2 separate regions of the Homo sapiens genome follow, and region 1 is linked to region 2. Evidence: chromatin loops called from intact Hi-C (ENCODE). Cell type or tissue: IMR-90. All regions are shown on one strand. Links, peaks and the distances in the headings refer to the core of each region. The heading gives the core; the rest is flanking DNA.

Evidence for each region. Hi-C counts contacts between places; a loop is a spot of excess contacts. Peaks named below come from ENCODE experiments on the same cell type or tissue, not always from the same donor. Only the 100,000 strongest peaks of a DNase experiment are listed, where the experiment ranks them.
Region 1: it touches region 2 in a loop (9-fold over the local background); 43 of 110 quality-filtered maps call a loop at or near these places.

The regions. Positions count from the first base shown.
Region 1 is chr18:24,112,521-24,125,325 of GRCh38, reverse strand. It overlaps TTC39C (tetratricopeptide repeat domain 39C), which reads right to left. Exons shown (of 14, transcript NM_001135993.2): 7 at 10,679-10,772; 8 at 7,094-7,201; 9 at 1,383-1,492. It also overlaps the pseudogene RNU5A-6P. Among named protein-coding and RNA genes, the nearest start is that of CABYR, 20 kb to the left of the region's middle. In IMR-90, for the core only: a CTCF peak has its summit at 6,147 (motif pointing right); a DNase peak (open chromatin) is centred at 6,125.
Region 2 is chr18:23,616,403-23,629,207 of GRCh38, reverse strand. It overlaps ANKRD29 (ankyrin repeat domain 29), which reads left to right. Exons shown (of 10, transcript NM_173505.4): 7 at 9,579-9,677; 8 at 11,381-11,476. Among named protein-coding and RNA genes, the nearest start is that of NPC1, 36 kb to the right of the region's middle. In IMR-90, for the core only: a CTCF peak has its summit at 6,785 (motif pointing left); no DNase peak of the experiment used is centred there; H3K27me3 peaks cover 187 bases.

The DNA of each region.
Region 1 (12,805 bases), core at 5,177-7,676, 500 kb before region 2:
AATGACCCTCTCCTTCAAAGCTAAGAATAACAATTCTTCTCTCTATAAAAAATGTTGCTTTCAATTTTTGACAGACTGGAAATTATGCCTTTCATTCATTATTCAACTGAACCTACTATCAAAATGCAGGGTGGGGCCAGGCATGGTGGCTCACGCCTGTAATCCCAGCACTTTGGGAGGCCAAGGCAGGCAGATCACCTGAGGTCAGGAGTTTGAGACCAGCCTGACCAGCATGGAGAAACCCCGTCTCTACTAAAAATACAAAATTAGCCGGGTATGGTGGCACATGCCTGTAATCCCAGCTACTCGGGAGGCTGAGGCAGAAGAATTGCTTGAACCTGGGAGGCGGAGGTTGCGGTGAGCCAAGATTACGCCATTGCACTCCAGCCTGAGCAATGAGAGCAAAACTCCGTCTCAAAAACAAAAACAAAAAAAGACGCAGTGTATATTCTGAAAACTTGGGGATGAAACTAGATTTACATGCATTTAGAGTGACAGAATTTATAAAGCTTGGTGACAGCTAATAATTCAACGGGCTTACACACACCTAAGGAACTAAGACTAGATGCCTTTTAGTCACAGTTCTCTTGATTTTAAAATTTTCTACTGAGTGCCAGTGCTCTCTGCTGTACATTATAATCAAATTTATACTCAAAAGCTTCATTAAATGTTCATTCAATAAAAACATATAAAACTAAAATAACTGATAATTCAGGATATAAGACACTACATAACTCAAGGTAATACGGCAACATTGTATTCACAGAAGTACAGAATACATAGGAATACTGTCTCTACAGTCTTGGGCCTTTCTGCTGGCAACTGTGACACTGTGACACACACATTTGCTTTTTATTACATCAAAATGTGATGTGTTCTCTATTCTCAACCCCAGACAGCCTGCATTTCTCACTAGGTCCTGCCAATTTGTATTCTTCCAAAACCACCCAATTCTTTAGACAGATCCTTTCTCTCTAGAGGTGTGTTCATTAGCTCTGCAGAACGTATAGTCTCCATTCATTAAAATTTAAAAAAAAACTATACTCCAGTTACCCTTCAGATCATATATATCTTTCACCTTTTGCTAAAGATTTCCATGAAGGGGAACCACTCTGAGTCTTAACCCAATTTTTTGAGGCCCTGTATCTGCAGGACTCATCGATTTTTTAAAAATCTGCTTTCATTATTTGCAGCAAGGCAAGAATCTTCTATTCAGAGCAGATGTACAATCATGGAGAGAATCCTCTGCATGGCGGTGAACTGCACTTTATGTGGCAAGTAAATAGGCAGCCTTGAATATAATTTCCTAAAGCTTGCCAAGGCAGTGTTGGTTACAAATGCCCATCATAAGTAATACACCAGATCAATAGGCTCCAACATACCTTTTTCACCGAGAACTGTTCAATCTGATTGTTTTTCCTTTTGAAGAGTTTCTGAACTTCTTTAAAGACAATCTGTGCCCCATCCACATCACCAGTGGCTCCCTGACAAACTGTAAGAAACCATAATTATATTTCTTAAGTACAAGTCAGGGAAAATGCCATAAGGGATACCTGAAGTGATGATACTTGAAAAAAAAAAAAGCAGGAGCAAATATGTTTAAAGACTATTCCACAATGGGCTGGACATGGTGGTTCATGTCAGTAATCCCAGCACTTTGGAAGGCAGAGGCGAGTGGATCACCTGAGGTCAGGAATTCGAGACCAGCCTGGCCAACATGGCGAAACCCCATCTCTGCTAAAAACACAAAAATAAGCCAGGCGTGGTGGCACATGCCTGTAATCCCAGCTACTTGCGAGGCTAAGGCAGGAGAATCGCTTGAACTTAGGAGGCAGAGGTTGCAATGAGCCGAGATCGCACCACTGCACTCCAGCCTGGGCGACAGAATGAGACTCTGTCTCAGAAAAACAAACAAACAAACAAACAAACAAACAAACAAAAAAAAGACTGTTCCACAAAGGACTGCACCGTCCTGCAGTCCTTCAACTATTTCCCAGGTTCCTGTGTTCCCAGAGCTTTTGGGGGACCTGGGGAAAGCCATGGTCCTTGTCCTCTTGTTGGGGAGACAGTTTTTCACATAACAAAATCCTTAGCTACTGTCACAGTGTACAACCTAGTTAGGGCTCACATACTCAAAGTGGAATAAATAGGAACCCAGGAAAGAACAATGAAGAGCCCCGAGGATCATGAAAGCTTCGTGGTAGAAGGAGGAGTTCTCTGTCCTAGGAAGTCATCAATCTGTCCTGTCCAAGTTCCTTGGCTGCCTACTACCTATAAGCCACCAGCAACAATGTGAAGAAGAAACACATGTGCTTGAATCCTAAAGAAACTGAAATTACAATTGAAAAGATCACACATGCTCACACACGCACATAGGGTCCCACAAGCTGCAATGTATGTAGTGATAGGAGTAGTCAGGGTAGGAGAACCAAAGTGGTTTTCAGAAGGCTCAGAAAGAGAAGGGATCATTTCTCTCTGGAGTGACCAGACGCTGTAAGGAGCTAGGAGAAGTCGAGCGGAGTCTTGAGGAATGAGTGAGATTTTGATCATGATCATGTGCACACCTTCTTCTCACCTCAGGCCCCAAAGATTTAATGATCCTCCCTTTGCTGTGTCTTCTCTGTCCCTTATGCAAACTTTGCACTGGCTGCAGCCCCACTACTGCTTGAAACTTTACCACAACTCCATCCTTTCCTCCCAACTCTGATGCTGCGGAATCCATTTCTATTCAATTTTGTTAGATCACATGTGGTTTTTCACTCCCCAGTTGGAATGCACTAAAGTTGACTTGCTAGTTCCCTCTTCTTTTTTTTTTTTTTTTTTTTGAGATGGAGTCTTGCTCTGTCACCAGGCAGGAGTGCAGTGGCGTGATCTCGGCTCACTGCAACCTCCGCCTCCTGGGTTCAAGCAATTCTCCTGCCTCAGCCTCCTGAGTAGCTGGGACTACAGGCACATGCCACCATGCCCAGCTAATTTTTGTGTTTTTAATAGAGATGGGGTTTCACCATATTGGCCTCTTGTACTCGTGATATGCCTGCCTCAGCCTCCCAAAGTGCTGGGATTACAGGTGTGAGCCACTGTGCCTGGCTAGTTCCCCCTTCGTTACCTGAGCACCCCTAAAAGTAGGTTGGTCCCGTACTCGCATTTGGGCATGGTCAAGCAGTCACCTATCCCAGGCGTGCACGTACCAGGATAGGCTACCATCGGCAGAGCCCAAGGGTCCAAGAATTGAGGCTCGGAGAGAGCTGAGGATGCAAAGACAATGGGAAAGACGGCAGGTTCCTCCTACTGGGATTAAGAGTGATGAGGCTGAATATTCAAAGGAAGGGACAACTCCTTTCCCAGTCACTGGGGCATCTCTGGTCCAGATGGAGGAGTGTGCACCAATCCAAAATGACCTTATCAATTGCAGCTGTAACATTTCCAAACCAGAATGAAGCTCAGTGGCTGTATTGTGCAACCAACCCCATTATTTTTAGATCAGAGGATGCAAAGGTCTGGAAAAGCTGAGCATTGCCTAAGGTCACAGAGTAAATCAATGAAAAAGAATATATTTCTGCTGTCCCTAGCTTGAGGTCTTCCTCAGATCATTGAGAACATTCTTATACAATCACATAATTAAAGCCAGTCATAAACAGCAACGGTATCTGAACCACCCCAAAGGTCTATAACATCCATACCTCAGACCCTGAAGAACGAACACCACCTATTTCTCTTGCAGTAAAATTATAGATAGATTTTTTTTTTTGACAGAGTTTTGCTCTTGTTGCCCAGGCCGGAGTGCAATGGCGCGATCTTGGCTCACTGCAACTTCTGCCTCCTGGGTTCAAGCAATTCTTCTGCCTCAGTCTCCCGAGTAGCTGGGATTACAGGCATGCACCACCACACCCAGCTAATTTTTTATTTTTAGTAGAGATGGAGTTTCTCCATGTTGGTTGTTGGTCGGGCTGGTCTCGAACTCCCGACCTCAGGTGATCCACACGCCTCGGCCTCCCAAAGTACTGGGATTACAGGGGTGAGCCACCGCCCCCAGCCAGATAGTTGCTTTAAAAGATGCAGATGTTTAAAGTCATGGGAGTCTCTGGTTTATCCTAAAATATGAGGCCTAAACAGAGCTTAGGATGACTGACTCTTCCAATAAGACTAAATATACACAATCCCATATGTTATATTCTAATATTTTTTGGTAACTTATAATTTTGATATAATTTCAAACTTACAGAAAAGTTGCAGGAATAGTAGAGGTATATGATCATGCAAATCTACTTCTAGGTATCTACCCAAAGGTACTGAAAGCAAGGACTGGAACAGATGTCTGTATACCAATGTTCCAGGTAAGCACTCCACACAATAGCAAAAAGATTGGAAACAACCGAAATGTCCATCAATGAATGAATGGATGAACAATGTGCCATATACATGCAATGGAATATTATTCAGCCTGAAAAAAGGAAGGAGATCCTGACACATGTTACAACATGGATGAACCTTGAAGACATTATGCTAAATGAAATAAGCCAGACACAAAAGGACAAATATATTTCACTTATACACAAGGTAGGTAGAATACTTAAATTCATAGAGACAGGAAGTAGAAGCGTGGTAACCAGGGTCTCGGGGAAAACGTGAATGGGGAGTTTCTGTTTAATGGGTAGAGTTTGGGATGATGAAGAAGTTCCAGAGATGGATGCTGGTGATGTTTGCAAAACAATCTGAGCGTTATCTGGAGTTACTGACACATACACCTAAAAAAGTTCAAATGGTAAATGATGCTACATATTTTATCACAATTTTTAAAAGTACAAAACTATTGACATAGTCACACAAAACATTAACATGCTGGGGAGCTAAGCCCTGGTGGCAGTGTTTGGGGTCCCTGAATGCCCATGCCCTCTAGCTCACGGCCAGCCCAAATGGCAGCTCCTGCAGGACAGTGTAACGGTGCTCCTTCCCTGCCTCATGTACTCTTTTGTTTTTGAGACAGAGTCTCACTCTGTTGCCAGGCTGGAGTGCAGTGGAGCGATCTCAGCTCACTGCAACCTCTGCCTCCTGGGTTCAAGTGATTCACCTGCCTCAGCCTCCCAAGCAGCTGGGACTACAGGTGTGCGCCACCACGCCTGGCTTATTTTTGTATTTTTAGTAGAGATGGGGTTTCACCATGTTGACCAGGATGGTCTTGATCTCTTGACCTCGTGATCTGCCTGCCTTGGCCTTGCCTCATGTACTCTTTGTACTGGAGCTATTCACCCACATCTTATCCTCTCTACAAAATCCCAATGCAGGAACAGAGATCAGAATCTTTCATGCTTATCCTCTGCTATGATTGGTATGGTTCTGGGATTGCCAAATATTGGGGGGGGGGAATTAATGTTCCTCTATACAGCCACGCTGTACATTTATGTATTTGAAACTCAACAAAGATGAAAAAATAAATAGCTGTCCACCATCGACTGTGCGGCCCAATTACACCTAATGGCTGCGGAGTTGTGTGCAGGCCTCTCTTTTCTGGGCTATTCAATCTGGATTCATCCACTCTTCAACGTATTAAACACACTGAGTCACTCAACAAATAGCTGCTACTTTCATCTGAGATGTCTTCAAATTCTATACAACAATCCTTTAAGTGTGAGACACAGCATATTATCCAGTATATGAAAAATAAGCTTATTCAAACATCAGGGACAGAGCCATGAGAACACGCCTGTCAACAGGGATTGCAATGCGGAATATGGACAAAAGAGGGCTTTGCACTGACTTTTGGGGTCCATTTGCTAATGGACCGATGCAATTTTATAGGGAATTTAAGAGATCCAGAATATCCTTATTGGTCAATGTTCATCAACCCTATCTTATTTTATATAGATCAGTTAAGAGGGCAGAATGGAAGTGGAAGATGGTCATTAAATCTGAACGTTAAGAATAAGAAGGTATTGAAAATAATGTTTGGATTAGTCTTGAATTTTAAGTAAAAGAACCACTCATGTGGCTGCAAGAGGAGAGTTCATTACACAAACCAGAAAAGGCTTACATGAAGTTGCTTAGAGGCAGAAAAGGTACAACCGCTTGGCTTTCTTCAATTCCACACCTCTACAACTCTGAATCACGTGGCCTTTTAGGTATTGAAGGATGCAGACAACTACTTTGGCCACCAGGTGGCAGCACATCTCTATCTCCTCATACATGGGCAAAAAAACACTTAATTCAAAACAGAATACAGGTGTTAATAACGATATGCAATGTAAATACCTTGCATCTAAAATATTATACTGTAAATATAATAGAGTTATGAGGTAAAACAAGGTTGGAGCAGATGACTCAGACCTATGCAACTTTGTAACCAGGGCACGAACCAAACAAAAATACTAGCACAGATCAGGCTCTGAGGCTCATGCCTATAATCCCAGTGCTTTGGGAGGCTGAGGCAGGAGGATCACTTGAGGCCAGGAGTTAGAGATTAGCCTGGGCACCATAGCAAGACCTTGTTGCTACAAATTTTTTTTAAAAAATTGGCTGGGCGTGGTAGGGCATGCCTGTAGTCCCAGCTACTCTGGAGGCTGAGGCAGGAGGATCGCTTGAGCCTGGGAGGTTGAGGCTATAGTGAGCTGTGATCAGGCCACTGCACTTCAACCTGGCAAAAAGAGCAAGACCCAGACTCAAAAAAAAAAAAAAAATTAACACACTGAAAAAAGACTGTTCAATTCTTAAAAATTCTTCAGAATCCCAATAAAAAACATAGCATATTAAGTAAAGGGATAGAGACAGGTTGAGGCAACTTAGGGCAAAATATACAGTAACGGGGAAGACCTCATAATATGCATTTCCAAGACACAAAACAGGACCAAGCCAGGCCCAGAGGGGAAGCGTGTGGTGAAGGGGCACCCTGGGCACTACTGAATTTCTGGGTGTTCACCTGGGTCAGTGAACACAGTATTCTAGCACTATTTACTTGGTTGCACAAAACATTAACATGCTGGGGAAGGCTGTGGAGGGGTACAACTTTTGCTTCCTCTTGCCATCATTCTCCCATCTGCCCACGTCAGGCGAGCTAATTCACGACAGAGAGAGGCACACTGAGGGACCATGGGCGACTCACCTGCAGTCAAGTAGGCATAATAGCACTGGGACCACCTGGACTCATTTTTTAGCCTCTCAAAGGAATCAAATGCATCCTTGAAATTGAGCTCTATCATGCTGCACCAACCTATGAAAGAAATATTTTTAGCACATGACCCTAAAGTACTGAGCTCTATGACCCATATTTAAGCCACGAGCCTCTGATATGGCGATCATTCTCTGTGCATGTTCTATGAAATGCGTAAAAAAGTTTAACCTGAAAACCTAAGAAATTATTTTTTCCCTTAAATACTTTCAATGTAAAGTTTGAATTTGACAAGGCACTTAGGTTTGAGTCAGACAACCAATAAAACAGCACAGAAGAGAATGGCATAAAGATTTCTAGAAAGACACTCCAATTTACGTCCTAACAGTCGTGAGGCTAACCCAAGCACAGCAGTACTTCTCCAAGAGTACACACAGGTGCAATAAGAAACAGTGGAAGCAACACCACTCGATTATGTACTCAGTGACTACCACTCATTCTTTTTTTTTTTTTTTCTTTTTTTTTGAGAAGGAGTCTTGCTCTGTCACCCAGGTTGGAGTGCAATGGCACGATCTCGGCTCACTGCAACCTCTGCTCCCTGGGTTCAAGCAATTCTCCCGCCTCAGCCTCCCAAGTAGCTGGGATTACAGGCACCCACCACCATGCCCAGCTGATTTTTGTATTTTTAGTAGAGATGGGGTTTCGCCATGTTGGCTAGGCTGGTCTTGAACTCCTGACCTCAAGTGATCTGCCCACCTCAGCCTCCCAAAGTGCTGGGATTACAGGTGTGAGCCACCGTGCTTGGCCCACTCATTCTCAAAACTTTATAAGATCTAGACAGCAAGCCAATGAGAAATTAGGCATTTCCCTACCTTCCCTCAGCACACTGGTAGTGAAAGAACCCCACCTTCCTGGATCGAAACAGTTAAATGGGCATTCTAGTAAGGAACTGCAGCAACTAAAATGTAAAGGATTTTATTCCCACTTTTCATCACAGTAGCCCCCATCACCTGAGCCTCTAATGTGTGCCAATGCTGTGGTAAGCACTTCATGTAACGCTCTCTAATCCTTATGACAACCTTGCAAAGGGGGCTAATAGTGTCCTTGTATTAGCAAGGACTAATCCTATGCCTGTAATCCTAGCACTCTGGGAGGCTGAGGTGGGAGGATCGCTTGAGCCCAAGAGATCCAGACCAGCTTAGGCAACACGGTGAAACCCCATCTCTATAAAAAATTAGCCAGGTGTGGTGGTGCACGCCTGTAATTCCAGCTACTTGGGAGACTGGGGTGGGAGGATCACCTGAGCCGGGGAGGTCTGGGCTGCAGTGAGCTGAGACTGCACCACTGCACTCCAGCCTGGATGACACAGTGAGACCCTGTCTTAAAAAAAAAAAAAAAAAAAAAAAACTAAGGTATCAAGAGGTAGCTACCTGCTGAAGCCATACAACTAAGAAGGAATAACTGTGGATCAAAATCCAACACACTTTCCTTTACATGATACTGCCTCCATAAAAAATATTCTGTTATCAGGTGCATCACTAAGTAATTGTGTAAACTGAGACTTGCCATTTAAACCGTGGGAGGAAGAGTGTGTGAGATATACACTTCAGAAAATTCACTGTCAAATTCTATGGGATGTGATATTGACATAGTTTAGAGTAAAAATTTGGGCTTTTTTTGGAAACACACTCTCACTCTGTCACCCAGGCTGGAGTGCAGTGGTGGGATCTCAGGTCACTGCAACCTCTGCCTCCTGAGTTCAAGCCACTCTCCCGCCCGCCTCAGCCTGCTGAGTAGCTGAGATTATAGGCGCCCACTACCACGCCTGGCTAATTTTTGTATTTTTGGTAAAGACGGGGTTTCACCATGCTGACCTGGCTGGTCTCGAAGTCCTGGCTTTAGGCGATCTGCCCCTCTCAGCCTCCCAAAGGACTAGGATTACAGGCGTGGGCCACCGTGCCCGGCCTGGGCTGATTATTTTTATCCTAGCATAGATAGCGGAGAAAGATTGGAATTAAATACAAAATAGAGATGGAAGGAAGCACTGACTCAGGAATAAGTCAGGAATAATTCAGGAATAAATAAGGAATAACTCAGAAATAAGTCAGGAATAACTCAGGAATAAGTCAGGAATAACTCAGGAAAAAGTACCAACTCAAGCTTCCGAGCCTGAATCGGAAGCCCGAGTTACTACCAACTCCTGAGTTAACCTTCCTAAGGCCTGGGTTGGGTGATTTCTAAGCTTCCTTCTGCTCTAACATCCTATCCTGTCATAGGACTTGAAATGATGCACCAACAAAAGGCCACCAAAGCTAGAGTTTTTCATTCAAGTTCTTTGAAGCACATTTCATTCTATATTGTGGCTACTAAGCAGAGCTCCAGCAGAGTGTAGAAGACACAAAAACACATTTTCCACTGGATTATACATCATTTCCTCTTTTTAAACCACAACAGGCATTTAAAACGTAATATTGTTTATTGGGCAGTTCGCAATCTTTTGGTTTTCAGTTTTCCTTAAAAGGATTCAGGAAGACAATTGTGTCCACAGCAGGCAAAGCAAGTGGCAGGCAGCACAGGGCCTGACCCCCCAAACTGACAGGTGTCAACTGCTTCCCTGAGCATTCTGTCTCCACTTCCCTGTCCCTCTGCAGAAAGCTTTTTAAGTCTCAATTTCCCTTTGGAGTCTCATCACTATCTCATCATTTCTCCTTTCTCTTTGCCTCTGTCATTCCTTTTTATGTGCTACATGGTGTGACCTTGTAGCATTAGCTACGCTGAAACTCTGAAAAGTCTGAGTCCCTTATTTAAAATTTTTTTTTGTTTCAAGTTCAAAGTTGTGTTTACTCTTCCCAGCACAATGGAGAAACTGTTACACAGAAAGATTTTGCAATTACTAATGTAATAGGATCAGAGTTTTAGTGCAGTCAGCAAAGACCCATAGCAACAATTCTGGAGGAGAATGGGGAAAATCTCGGGCAGATAAATCCTTCCAGGTTTGTTGGTGACTGTCTCTCCAGTAAGGGAGAAGCAGAAGGTGGCAGCTAACATGTATGGAGGGCCTTCCGTGCCAGGCCCCCTGCATGAGGTTTCACACGTCATGTCATCTAAACCTCACAGCTGCTACAAGGGGAGGCACCTTAACTCCAATGGCAACTATGTGGCTAGGAAGGTTTGGGCAACTTGTCCAAGGTCTCAGAGCTAGTTGGTGAAAAACACTGGGACTTCAGTCCAACTATCTCCTGTCTCCTATTTTTCTTCTCAAGTAAACATTAGTGGGAAGGAGGAACAAAGAGCTTTGAATTCTAATGCAGTCCAATAAGGTATTTCTGGTCATTTAATCAATTCATTTAACATCACCTATTATCCTAAAAAATCAAAATGCTGTAAAGAAAAAATGTTATAAAAACGTAATGAGAATCAGAGAGAAGTATCATTGCATGTGCTACGGGAATAACTGAAGTCCTTCTTACTACAGAAGGCACCAAGCATTTTGTAGACACACACTGAATGGCATGAAAGCTAAAATACTGCATTAATACTACTTCTTAACAAGAGGCTGGACAGACATTTCATATTTACCAATTTCATACAGACAGACATGTTGAATTTCTCTCTGGTCTACTGCAAGTTCCAAAGCAGTGTGGAAAGATGTCAAGGCACTGTTGATTTGACACTAAGGAGAAAAGGAAAACAGAATTACCAGCTAAGATCTGTCGATAACATTACAATCATCATAATTCAAAAGCATCTTTTTCCTTCATAGTTATTTTAAACAGGTTAAGCAATATAGAAGACAGTGGTTTAAAGATTGCTAGGAAAATACTCCAATTTGCCCCCAAACAGCTGTGAAATTAACCTAAGCACAGAGAACCTCTCCTTGCTCAGGTGGTAAGGGCTCAGCTCGCGCCGCCTTCTCCTCCAGCGTTCTCTCCTTTGCTCAGGTGTTAAGGGCTCAGCTCACACCCACCTTCTCCTTCACTCAGGTGGTAAGGGCTCAGCTCGCGCCGCCTTCTCCTCCAGCGTTCTCTCACACTTGTACAGTAGGACGTGTTGGATTTTAATTGTTTGCTAATCTAGCCCCTTGTTACCACACAGGTGTGGAAAGGGAAGGGACCATATTTCATCCCCGTGTGCGCCCAGCCCTGGCCCAGAAGTCTCTCAATCGCTACTGAGTGAATGCACGAAGCCGCTCCATTAGCCCAGTTCTCAGTGAGCTCTTCACCATACAGTTGATAGTTTGCTTCTATACCCTAGAATGCTGTTCTCCAATTGCTTCTGCTCATCAAATCTCCTCTCCCGACACTTCAGAAATTCCCTGAGGATCCAGATTACATTTCCAACACTTTCATTCACATAACACTGTCTGGGACCCAGCAAACTCTCAAATGTCCGCTCTACTTACTCCCAGTGAAATACATTTCGTTTTCCCGCCGCTGAAGATGTCACTCAGGGTCTGCCAACACGATGCCACAAGTACCCAAGAGGAGCAGCTCAAAAGCATGATCAGGATTCAAAGCATCAGTTTAATCTTAGGCATTGAGAAATGCTAAATGTCACATACCATTAATAAATAAATCTTAAACAGCCAGACGACCTGACAGCTTATTCTGAACGGTGCATGCATTTCTTTCTTGCTCTGCTGGTGCCAGGGCTCCTCTCACTGCCCTACACTTGCAGGGAGGTGGACTTCCCTCCCCTGGGCTTCCAGGTGCGTCTCCTGCTGCTTTCTCTATGCTTCCTCCCCCTCCAATGCTCCCAAGTGCCCATTATCCCCACAGCCAGCCAGGTGGGCTGGAAGGGTCCTGGAGGAGAAGCTGCAGGCTTCTCAGAGGACGGGTCCCCCACCCGCAGACCTGGGCTCCTCTCCTCAGCACGTCACTGCAGGAGGCCTCGGGGAAACAAGGGCACCAATGAGTCAGCAGGTGATCTTCAGGACAGCCTGTGACTCGGGAACACTGTAAGCCAAATGACTCATTAACCAAGGCCCAGCTGGATCAATAACTGTTCATGCCCCAAAGTAACACTCTCCTCTGTTGTCAGGAAGGTTGAAACTGCAGCATTCAATCCATTATCACCGTTTATGAATGCTGACCAGGTAGCCACAGAAGACACGCACCAATCGCATCCCTGATTCCTGTTCTCAGTAACTTAACGTCCAGTTGGAGGAAACCTCACAACAATGGGAATCGCCCACAGCTCAGAAGGCAGACATTGACACTGACTGTTAGCACACAGCTCAAACACAAAACACCAAGGTTAAAAAAAAAAAATCAATCCTTTATGGCGCAGGAATGTGTGCATGAGCGCAGGTGGAGGTATCTAGACACGTCACACCCTATGTCTAATTTTTCCCTTTTGGGATCAACAGTTCTTTTCTTGAATCAGATATGCACTCCATTTAGCATATTTATACAGAAATCACAGCATTAGGGGTTCAGCTTTGCAAACATCTCTCTCACTTTGCTAAATTAATGACATAGTTCTCACATACAGAATGTTTCTAGATGGGCCATCACCACCGAGCTGTTCCCCCCCGTGTCCCCCATGGTACATGACAGTGCAATAGCACGCTGTCCTTCAGAGGACAGAAAATTAATCAGGAAACATTTACTGGGCAACCGCTATGTGCCAGGGACAGGCTCTGGAGATAAAAAGATGAGTCCAAATAAAGCTTTGAATCTAAGGAAAGGAAAAAGAAATCCAGGT
Region 2 (12,805 bases), core at 5,424-7,923:
TTTGAGGCCAGCCTGGCCAACATGATGAAACCCCGTCTCTACTAAAAATACAAAAATTAGCCAGGCGCGGTGGCGCATGCCTGTAATCCCAGCTACTTGGGAGGCTGAGGCAGGAGAATCACTTGAACCTGGGAAGCAGAAGTTGCAATGAGCCGAGATCGCGCCTCTGCACTCCAGTCTTGGCAATAGAACAAGACTCTGTCTCAAAAAAAGAGTAATGATTTTTAAAAAGAAGAAAAAAGAACAGAAATGCAAGATTATACAGGCAGCACTTTATAAACAGTGAAGAACCTTCCAAATGTACAGTATTATAATTAGCTTCTCTTGTGTAGGTACTATTTTTGTCCAGATTAACTTTTTTTTTTTTTTTTTTTGAGACAGCGTCTTGCTCTGTCATCCAGGCTGGAGTGTGGTGGCATGATCTCGACCCATTGTAACCTTCGCCTCCTGGGTTCTTGTGCCTCAGCCTCCCAAATAGCTAGGATTACAGGTGCATGCCACCATGCCCAGCTAATTTTTGTATTTTTAGTAGAGATACATTTTGGTAGAGAGCCATGTTGCCCAGGCTGGTCTCGAACTCCTGGCCTCAAGTGATCCACACACCTTGGGCTCCCAAAGTGCTGGGGTTACAAGTGTGAGCCACCATGCCTGGCACCAGATTAATTTATTTTTAACAAAACATTTCGAATTAAGGAAACATTACTATAAAGGTAGTTTCCTAGGAAAAAGTCAAGCTGATTTCATACCCAGGCACATCTCCACTGTACTATGACCTGATACAGGAATGCCTCTCTGTGTTCACATAATGAATAGCTATGAGAACTTTAAGGTTGGTCTGAGCTCTTGGACACAGGTTTCTCTGGTCTTTAGAAGCCCAAGCACATAAGGAGCCTGAGAAAAATAAAGAGCCTTTGGGCAGAGTGGTTTGAAGTCAGGAAAGCAAAGTGGTTTTGAGGTCAGGAATCCCAAGTTCTCAATCCATCTCTGCCAATAATTTGAGCTGTGTGGTTTTGAACAAGTGAATCAACCTCTCTGGGCCTGACTTTCATCATTGAAAATTAGGAGGCTGAGCAGCATGAGCCTGATGATCTCTTCAAATGCCCACATTTTAAATAATTGTTTTATTCAACATTCAATCAATATTTCTTGAGTACTTACCATGTGCCAGACATTGTAATCAATGTAATGTATCAATGTAAGGTTATATTTTTAGAATTGTAAAGTTATTCTTAGGTGGCCCCAGGAATACTCCTGGGAAAGGAAGCAGTTTCAAAAAAACTTTTACTTTCGTCCTGCTAGAGTTGACTTTCGAGGACTGGAGTTTAATATTTTCGTATTGGTCCTTCTTATTTTGTTATTGTTGATTGATTCTGAATCAGATGATTCATTTTACTAAAATTAGTAAAAGGAATTGGTTATTTTTAGATTGCCTAAGTTTGATTTGGGGGCCATTATTGAAGATACCACTGTGAATTTAGAATGTGAGGTTATCAAGATTATCAAGTCTCTCTATTAGTACATCCTTCCAAAATAATTTCTGGCACTTTGAATTTTATTCTTTATATGCCTAAAGTACTGCTTGTAAAAAACCAAGTCGATATAAGAGATTATATTTCAAATGTTGCATGAGCCATGCCCACTTAAACCTAAAATGAGTCATGCCGTGATGTTGAAGCCAAGAAGTTAAAGAGTAAACCAACATTGCAGCAGTAGCCACAACACGCCATAGCTGTTTTTTCTTCCTCAAGAGTTAGGATAACCTGGTCAAAGTGGATGACCTAGTCTTTGAGTGCAGGGATCCACCCTCTGGTCAAGGAGCAAGTGCTACAACTTCTAAAGACTGCATCTAATGAAATTGTTTTGAATTATTTTGAGTTCAGCCCTAAAAGAATTGTTATTCAGGAAAAGGGTGTCTTATAAAATAAGAATTGCTTTGGGGAAAAAAGGCAATGGAATTTTTCCTTTTTACAGAGTACACTCACCCCATTGTGCCCTCAAATCATAATAATTTTTATTACCTACTGTGAGCTTATAATTAGAGGTTGTTATCTATCCAGGTCAGACTAGCTCAAGTTCCGTCTTCTCTGAAAGTGTAAACTCTGCATATTTATTATGTTCCAAGAAAACAGTGCCATGCCTGCACATGGCCTGCACATGGCCTACCTATATTCTATAGGTAGAGCATTTGGAAACCAATGTTTTATTCTGAAATCTCAGCTGACACATTGAGTCATTATTGGAAAATCCTTGAATTTACAAAATGAGGACAGGAATACCTGCCTGGTTTAATTTCCTAATACTTTTGGCTAAATCTGATTTGTAATTGTTGCACTGACATTCTATGAAGCCCTACCATTTTATTACGGTATCCTGTAACAGGATGTTGACAAAGTTACATTGAAATTACTCAGCTGACATTTGATATGAGCTTCAGGGAATCTGAACGGTAGTGGGATGACTTTTCTTTGTAACTCTATCACTGAGAACTAAATGAAGACCTTTTTAGTACTTTGGGATGAGGAATCATAATCCCAAATCTAGTCATAGCCAGACAGTAGGAAGACTATGTTCTTGATTTGAAACTTCAAAAAATATTTTCCTTCCATATTGTCCTAAGCCAAAAGGTCAAGAGTCACAGAGATCATTGAAATATAGATTTCACTCTAACAATTCATTTTCATTTCTTTCCACGTGTCCTCACCAAGTTGAGTTGCTATGAGTCAGACCTTTTTAATCACTAGCTGAGTGGCTATTTCTATTTTTCTATTAACCAAATGCCTCGACATATATTTTCCCAACTCCACTCACCCACCTTATTAAAACAATACTTTAATAGAATGCAAAGGTCTGATCCTGTTAACCCAGAGCTGAGGTTAGTCAGTTAACTCATCTCTATCTAGTCTTTTTCATGTGCTAAACAGTATTTCTTTGAAGGCTGGAGGAAAAGTCATCTAATAAAGTGCCATCTCCTAACAGAAGCCTTGACTTGTACACAGAGTAGCTGGACCCAGAAATTAAACGTTCTCCCAGGTCGGAAGCTTAGAGGGGTGAATCCATCAATGGCAGTGGGAGAAGGAGCCAAAAGATTAGCGTAGAATCCTGGGGGTTTGGAAATGGGAACAGACAGCCATAGGAAGTCCTTGCTGCTTGGCAAGGGCAGGGACTCTGTCTTGTTTCGTTTGCACATGGTACACACTCAGAAAAAGTGTATCGACTGCCAGAAGATCCCCATGGCTGGTGCAGAGCAGGTCTGGAAGCCTGCAGCATTTAGTGATCAGTGCCTGAGAGTTAGAAGAAGGCTCCAGATATAGGGCCCAGACTCATAAGCATAAGCCCCAGGAAGACTGTAAGAGGCAGCTAGGGAGCAGACCCAGATTTTTTGGGTGGAGAGCAGCTTGGAAATTATGGGGATATAGATATCTTAAAATGAAACAGAGGCCCCATTTTGCTTATTAACTGTGTGACCTTAGCAGGTTGCCTACTGTCCCTGAGTCTCAGTATTTTAGGACTACTGTGATAATTAAATAAAATAATCCCTGCAAAACTCTTAATGCAGTAGCTGATACACACCCAGTGCAATGTTAGGTATTGCTGTTATTATCATTCCTATTCCAACCAGGCCTCATTGGAACAGAAAACCCATCAGAAATCAAGGCTGCACTTTCTCTAGTGAGTCGTGTGTTCTCTGTCATCTCAAAGTCTCTTCATATCTCTGTTTCTCCCCACTCCTTTCTTTTTTTACCAGTTTTGTCTGCTTACTTATCTTGTATGTGGTCCCCAGGTTTATGGATCAGACTGCCAACCTCTGGGAATAGCCATGTCATTGTCACAGCTCATCTTTGTGCACCAGGCCACAGTGACTGGCTGGCCTGCCTATCCTCAGTCCCATCACCCTTGACTGGGGAGGATAGAGTCAGACCATGGGCAATGCAGCATCTGGTAAAATCTCTTACAGACCCATTTGCTGGGCCAGGCACACGGTGCAAGGGACAATCATAAGAAATAGGCTCCAGGGCAGGGTAGGGTGGGTAAGAAAATTATCTCAATATTGAACTCCCTCTGCCACGGGCAGGATTCCTCACAGCTCTTGGACTCCCAACTTCAAATAGAATTGGTCCCCAAGACTTTCTGACTGGCCTAACCCTGTAGGTAGAAGTAACCCAAGTGTGACGGCTGGAAATCGTAGAAGCAAAGAGCTAGTGCCGCTTCAGATACTCATTCCCACAGAAGAGGATGGTTTTAGTTCTTTTTTCCAAATACTCTCAGGAGCCTACATAAGACCATACAAGGTTAGTCTCTAATACAGGTTGTGTCATATACTCCATCTCATGCTGTGATCTGGCTGTAAAAGTGATCTCGAATGAAATGAGGGAATAACAGAGTTGGAGGAAACTATAAAACTCACTCTATTTAGCCATCCATCGGTACTCGAATCCTTTCTATGATAATCAGCTACTGTTGAACACCTCTAGGCATGGAGAACTCACTCCTCTCTGATCAGTTTCTTTGGTCTTAGCCAACACTCATTAAACTTTTATACATTGACCCCAAGTCTCCATGCAGCTTTCACCCATCTGTCTTCTTTCTATCACTTGGTCTGAAAAATTGGTCTAAATCCTTTTCTACTTGATATACACACACATAGTAAAAGACAGCTATCATAACCCCATGAATCTCATTCTTCTTCAGGCTAAATGTTCTATTACCTTTTTTTTTTTTTTTTTTTTTTTTTTTTTTTTTTGAGATGGAGTCTCACTCTGTCGCCCAGGCTGGAGTGCAGAGGCATGATCTTGGCTCACTGCAACATCTGCCTCCCGGGCTCAAGTGATTCTCCTGCCTCAGAATCCTGAGTTGCTGGGACTACAGGCATGCACCACCACACCCGGCTAACTTTTGTATTTTTAGTTGAGACAGAGTTTTGCCATATTGGCCAGGCTAGTCTCAAACTCCAGGCCTCAAGTGATTTGCCCCACCTCGGCCTCCCAAAGTGCTGGGATTACAGGTGTGAACCACCATGCCTGGCCATTACCTTTTTAAAAAAAGTGCTGTAGAGGTTATAACTTCACAATGATTTCTTTGATTTAATATCAAAGTATTAAAAATATCAAAGTATATGGAAGTATTCAAAAGCCTATTTGAATATTTTTAAATGTTTTTTCACATTTTGGTACATTCCAAAACTCTACAAAAAGGAGCTAAATTGACTTACTTTTCATCATTTTCAAAATTATTTTTATATGTTTAATTTAAAAAAATATATAAAATCGCCAGACGCGGTGGCTAACACCTGTAATCCCAGCACTTTGGGAGGCCGAGGCGGGCAGATTACAAGATCAGGAGATCGAGACCAACCTGCCTAACACGGTGAAACCCCATCTCTACTAAAAATAAAAAAAAATTAGCCGGGCGTGGTGGTGGGCACCTGTAGTCCCAGCTACTCGGGAGGCTGAGGCAGGAGAATGGCGTGAACCCGGGAGGCGGAGCTTGCAGTGAGCCAAGATTGTGCCACTGCACTCCAGCCTGGGCGACAGAGCAAGACTCCGTCTCAAAAAAAAAAAACATATGAAATCATTGTTCTTTTTTTTATAGAGATGGGGGCCTCACTGTGTTGCTGAGGCTGATCTTGAACTCCTGGGCTCAAGCCATCCTCCCGCCTTGGCCCCCCAAAGTGCTGGGATTACAGGTGTGAGCCACTGCACCCCATCATTTTCATGATGAAAATGAAGGCTCTAACCATTATACCAGAAGGAAAAAATAAGAGAAAACAGAAATTAAGGTGTACAAAAGAGGAAAACCTCTCCTAATTCATAAACTAAATAATCAACTGATAGGTAATCTGATTTGACAATAATGCTCTAACTCACATGCAACTCCCTGGGCTCCAAAATCAGATTTGGAGATGTAATGACTAGTAATGAAATACACAGGCGGCCCCCAAATCTCATTTTCCCACTCATTCCTACCTGCTCACAGTCAGTTATCTCACAGGGTCGATGGAAGAATCAAATTAAAAAGCATATGGAAGTATTTTGTGAACAAAAGTACAAATTAAGGGGCGTATTGTTTCTCATGATAAATACTACTCAGATGCAATTAACATTTCCTAAGCATCTGTGAGCCAGTGCTCATGCTCACCACCTTTGTATATGTTTTCTCACTTATCTCTGCGAAGCTAATAATTTTTCCTAAGAGGACACTCACTCAGGCTGAGATGATTTGCCTAAGGTCTTACAGCCAGGAAGAACTGATTGCTTTTTCCACCTCCCATGACTATTCCAATTAAGATGATATATTTGATGAGTGTTATCATTGATGTTCTAAATTGATAATAATAATTTTTTGGCCAGGCACAGTGGCTCATGCTTGTAATCCCAGCACTGTGGGAGACCAAGGCGGGTGGATCACTTGAGGTCAGGAGTTTGAGACCAGCCTGGCCAACATGGTGAAACCCCGTCTCTACTTAAAATACAAAAATTAGCCGGGTGTGGTGGTGCATGCCTGTAGTCTCAGCCTCTCGGGAGGCTGAGGCAGGAGGATCTCTGGAATCTGGGTGGTGGAGGTTGCAGTGATCTGAGATGGCACCACTGCACTCCAGCCTGGGCAACAGAGCAAGACTCCATGATAGGTAGGTAGGTAGGTAGATAGATAGATAATTTTTCACAATATAGCACCTTTTAGCACTTTCCCACATATTAGTTTCAATTGTTAATACAAGTTTACTAATAATGACCAAGCCATTGAAAAGCACATTGAATAGACAGCTGGCTGCCTCTCCCTGCCCGCCCTCTGGTGGAGAGAGTGACAAAGAACAAAACAGACCCAGAGCAGGCACGGAGGGAGAAGCGCATTAGTATTGGCACCAGCTTGGACCCACACTCCCCTCCTGCCTTCCAGGGTCCCACCCGCACCCCTCTGGCTACAGCAGCTAGATTTCCCACCCTGCATGAAGGAGCCATGCCTGTCCAAGCCACTGTGACTGTAGCTGCTTTTCCTTCTCCTTCAAACGACCCTTCCCCTTTCTCACACCTAGCAAAATCCTGGTCCTTCTTCAAGACCTGGATCAGATAGCACTCTATCCAGGACACTGAGCCCTCATTCCCCATGCAGCAGCCCTCCCACCTGTTTGATTTTGTGCATTTTTGTCCATACTTTATGATGGCACTGCAGTCGTATGGAAACCTCCATGTCTCTTCTCCAGGACTTATTTTTAGCACTCTGCTTGAGACTTAGAAGGCTGGGCTCACACCTGTAATCTCAGCACTTTGGGAGGCTGAGGTGGGAGGATTGCTGGAGGCCAAGAGTTCAAGAACAACTTAGGCAACAAAGCAAGGCCCCATCTCTACAAAAAGAAAAAAAGAAAAAAAAATTAGCTGGGCATGGTGGTGCACACCTGTAGTCTCAGCTACTAGGAAGGCTGAGATAGGAGGGTCATTTGAGCCCAGGATGTTGAGGCTACAGTGAGCCTTGATCATGCCACTGTACTCCAGTCTAGGTAACAGAGTCCTGTCTCAAATAATAATTATCATTATTGGTTGCTTGAATTATTGATTAATTAAATCCTGAATTGGGAAAATCAAATAAAGAATATGGAAGTGCTTTTAAACTAAAGTACAAATTAAAGTACAAATTGCTCATGATAATATTTAGATTCAAGAATATTTCCACCAAGAGGACCCTGGAAAAATTATGAAGTAAGTTAAAGTGTCTTCCACTTCCCTCTATCCTTTGTTTCAGCACCTCTTCCACTGTCTCTCCCAAGACAGGTCCCAACATCCTGTGACTGCTCTTCAGCACCCCCAGATCCTCCTGGGCTCCCAAGTCACCAGCTTCCCCGACCCAGCTCAGATGTCTTCATCCTCTCTCCCTTTCCTGGGACAGCAGTGGGCAACAATCTTGTGCCTGCTTCTGCTAGTAGGCTAAGGTTGAAATTACACACTGCAGCAGAAAATGTAACTTTATATTCTATAACTGAATCATTTTGCTCTTCAGCCCCCCTTCCCCCGATGGGTAATTCAGTCTTATCTGGCTAAAACAGTCTCTTGGGGCATATTACCATAATTACCTCAGAGGTTACCTTTAGCCCATTCTGGATCCTGCTCCCTCCTGCCTTTCTCTCCGAAGGGACCTAAGAGTCAGACTATCATCCTGGCATTGAGATGGGGGTGGAGAGCCTCATGCGTGGCCCTTGTGCTGGTCCACAAGCGTCCTGCACTCTTACACCCCAGGGTTGCAGCTGGTCTCGCCATTCTCTGCTGGCCTGGCCATTGTATCTACTCAGGAAGTCAGGGCACTGTGGCCTTGCCTTCCCGACACCAGGCTCACTCCAGCCGACTGTTTCTCTGTCACTTCTGATTTCCCATAGGCAGACGGGACTCCTGGATGCCTAGGTGCTAGGTGGATGTGGGCCATGGGGACTGGGGGACCACTGACTCTGAAACTCCCACGGCCATTTCTCTCCTATCTCCCGGGCACCAGCAGAGAGCAGAACTCTAAAGGGCTTGTAACTTTCCTGGTTTCTCACAAGAAGAGAAAATCCTTTCCCATCTGGAATTCCCCATAACTGACCTGATGTTTCTTCCACAACCTAGGTTACCTCTCCCCCACAACACACGCGAGATTCAACGCAGAGGGGGAAGAAAACGTGGACACTCTCACGTGACCTCCGCCTTCCCCCTCCCTCTCTAGCTCCTTCACACATTGGAAGGCTTTCCCAGTTTCCATCCCATCTGCTGGGAACCACCCTACTGTCAAATCCTTCCCCATCCCTTGCATGTTTTACTTTTTTCTCCTCTGAAGCAATATATCTCCACCTCATGGCCCAGTGTGCACAGAGATAGCAATATTGGGGAAATACTCCCAAATATACGCAGAGGAAATATTCCCCAAAATGCTGTCCTGCCGTAACTAGTTTATGTGCATCACTTCCTAGAAGACACAACAACAGATTCCACCTAAAATTAAGCCCCCTAAGAAATGAGGTGGCTTTGGAGGGTTCTGGACACCAGACTAGAAGAGTAGGAGAAATGACTTGAGTTCTCTGACCCGCAGACCCCACCTCAAAGAAAACTGCCTGCGTTCTATGGGAATGAAGGGTGTATTTTGTGAACATTAAGGTGTGACCCACTGGGAAAGCAAAGAAATGGACAGTCTTGGGGGAATAGGCCGGCTTCTCTCTGGGTTTGTGGAATTTGGTTCTGCTGTGGTGTATGTATACAGGTCAGCTGCTCCCCCAAGCCTTCAAAGCAAGGTTCCCACGCATCTTTCCATGAAGTCTGTACCACCCTTTTTGGTAAAAGATCCAGCCACAAAATGGATGATTTTATAAGCCAAAATTTGAATACTGGCAATTATTCAAGTAGCCCAGGCTCAGCCACGTGCCGTCTGCGTCCGTGGGCTACACACACCCCCTCTTTTCTCACTGCCTCCTGGGCGGTGTGGATCAGCTGCAGAGTGTGATCTGCGGTCAGGGAGTGCCTTCCCGGAGTTTTCGCTTTCAGACCCCTGGTGTTAAAGACGTTCTGTGAGCGGGTGGGGCCGGGCGCCCCAGTCACGGCGGCCGCCGCCTCCTCTTCCCGCAGGACGGGACAGCGCCCCTGTGGATCGCGTCCCAGATGGGCCACAGCGAGGTGGTGCGGGTGATGCTGCTGCGCGGAGCCGACCGCGACGCTGCGCGGAACGTGAGTGCCCGAGTCGCGCGGCCAAAGAGCGAAGCCTCCCGGCGCGCCTGTGTGGAGAAAACGGGTCTTGACTGAGTCTGCAGCCCACATGGGTTTCCTCCCAACCTCCTTCCTTGAGCAGGAAAACAAAGTCAAGGTCTGATTCGGTGCTGCTCGGTCTCTCTCCTCCTCCACCCGAGATGACCTTGGGACGCACTAGAGAGGGTGGAATCTTAGCCTTAGGCCTGAGGGCGGTAGAGACGGGGCCTCCCGCCTGTCCTGGGGGCCTCCCGCCTGTCCTGGGGGCCTCCCGGCTGTCCTGGGGCGTGTCCTAGGGGGATCCCCTGGCTGGTGCTGCGCCTCCTGCAGGCCCTGCCTCTTGCCCCTCCTCCCTGGAGCTGCAGACCCCTTGCACCCCGTCCCCTGTTGGCCCGCCGTCATCCACTGGCCTCTGCTGGTGCCACCTAATACTGCCTTTGTGTGCTGCACAGCAGGCCCTTTTCCCCATAAGGAAGGCTTGAAGAGAACCTGACCACCTATGCTGTTTGCTTTTTGTGTTTTACTGTGGCCTTTGTATAACCCTTGCTTACGTAACCCACCTTCCCCTCTCCAAGTCTAAGCTCCAAAAAAGGGAAATCACCAGACGCGTTCGCCACCATTTCACTGCCCTCTCTCTCACTCTTCTTCTTCCCACAATCTCTGAAGCCAGAAAAGACCCCCACCCCCCGCCCCCCAATTCATTCTTCCTTCTTTCTGATTACAGATAAACCCTAATGGCAGGCCGAAGTGGTTTCTTGGCTACGGGAGAATTATGGACTAAATCCTCCAAACACAGCGACTGATATGTGAAAATGGGAGAAAAAGGAATTTGGAAACTGTGTTCTTGAGCCAAAAAATAACGACAGAAGCTAAATATTAATTTTTGAATTTGGCTTTTCATTCTTTTTAGCAGATTTTATTTTATTTTTTTCTGAGACAGAGTCTCACTCTGTCACCCAGGCTGGAGTGCAGTGGCACGGTCTCAGCTCACTGTAACTTCCGCCTCTGGGTTCAAGTGATTCTCGTGCCTCAGCCTCCCGAGTAGCTGGGACTACAGGCACGGGCTACCACACCCGGCTATTGTATTTTTGGTAGAGACGGGGTTTCAAGTGACCCTCCTGCCTTGGCCTTCCAAAGTGCTAGAATTACAGGCGTGAGCCACTGCACCTGGCCTTTTAGCAGATTTTAATCTATCACCTCTGCCCCTAAGCCCCACTACCCACACACGGGCGGATGCCTAGAGCAGACTAGGGCAAGGCTGTATAAATTTTTTTAGAAACAGTAAATACAGCTCAACAATGATCTAAATTATTAAAGACAGTTAACCATTTCTGCTAAGTTATGAACAGCCGAGAATGCCTCTTTGGTCCAACCATGGCCTAAAAATATGCTCTTGAAATTCCCCTTGTCCCCTGCCCAGTGTTCTCAGGAACTGTAGAAGTATGAATTCCCAAATGGCAGAGTTCTAACATAATCTAAGTCACTGTTTATCTGATACTCTTTCATGCAGAATTTACTGCTTAATATTCTCTAAAATGCTCCTAGATTAAGAGACATTGCTGATCTGTGCTTAATTTACACGTCATTAGTTTCTGACAACGGTACTTTCCAGTTCCCAACTGACTGCTTTCAAGCAACACAGATATATGTTAATAATCAACTTTTATTTTCCTCTTTCTGTTAAGGATGGCACAACAGCATTATTGAAAGCAGCCAACAAAGGGTATAATGATGTCATAAAAGAGTTGCTTAAATTCTCACCCACTCTTGGTATTTTGAAGGTAAGACCTAAAGATAAATTTTACTAATCTGTAAGAGAGAGGTTAGAAAGTAAGTCCTCACTTGGGGACTGTGTCGAATTTGGGTGCAGTTAGCCTGGTTAGTTGGATTCTTGAAAGAACACACCTGCAGCTTCTTGATGCTGGAGATCCCAGGGGCTCTGGTAGAAGTGGGGAGGTGGTAGAAAGAGTGAACCACAGTCTGTCATTACCTAGTTTTGCAGAAAAAAAAAAATCGACAGTAGTAATGAAATAGCTAATTGGAAAGTATGCCATTTTGACACCATTTGGAGGATTTGTGAAATCAAGGAAGAAGAACAGACACTTATGTCTGTTCTCTTCATTTTCTTAAGCAAAGAACCACTCTGTTTTGTTCCCTTAAGTGAAATAAAATAAGCCTCAAACACCTGGAAGCCTCAGAAAATATGTCAGTATGGATACCTGGGTCACCTAAAAAACAGAGCCAAAACTCTTTTTTTAAGTTTTGATCTTTTTGTTTTGTTTTGTTTTGCTTTTTTGAGATGGAGTCTCCCTTTGTAGCCCAGACTGGAGTGCAATGGCACGATCTCGGCTCACTGCAACCTCTGCCTCCCAGGTTCAAGTGATTCTCCTGTCTCAGCCTCCCAAGTAGGTGGGATTACAGGCACGCTGCCACCACACCCAGCTTTTTGTATTTTTAGTAGAGACGGGGTTTCACCATATTGGCCAGGCTGGTCTTGAACTCCTGACCTCAAGTGATCCACTTGCCTCAGCCTCCCAAAGTGCTGGGATTACTGGCATGAGCCACCCTATCTGGCCTAAATTTTGATCATTTTTGATTAAAATATTTCTAACCTATATTATATATCAGGAGTCAGCAAACTTTTTCTGTAAAGTCTTAATAAATATTAGTATTTCTGTTTACTAATATAATTATATTATTGATTATATTAATTTTATTATATTATATTATTTATTATATTAATAGTAATGCTTACTAACATTTTAGTAAATATTACTAAATAGTAAATAGTAATAAATATTACTAATTACTAATATATTTACTACAGTAAAGATATATTTATTAATATATAAATATTACTATAGGAAATATATACTACAGAATGTATTTACTATACACTATATATATAGTATATATAGTATATATATATATATACTGTATATATAGTGTATATATATATATACTATATATATATAGTATAAATTTACATTTTTTCAGAGACAGGGTTTCACTCTGTTGCCCAAGCTTGAGTACAGTGATGCAATCATAGCTCACAGTAATCTTGAATTCTTGCGCTCAAGTAATCCTCCTGCCTCGGCTGGGACTACAGC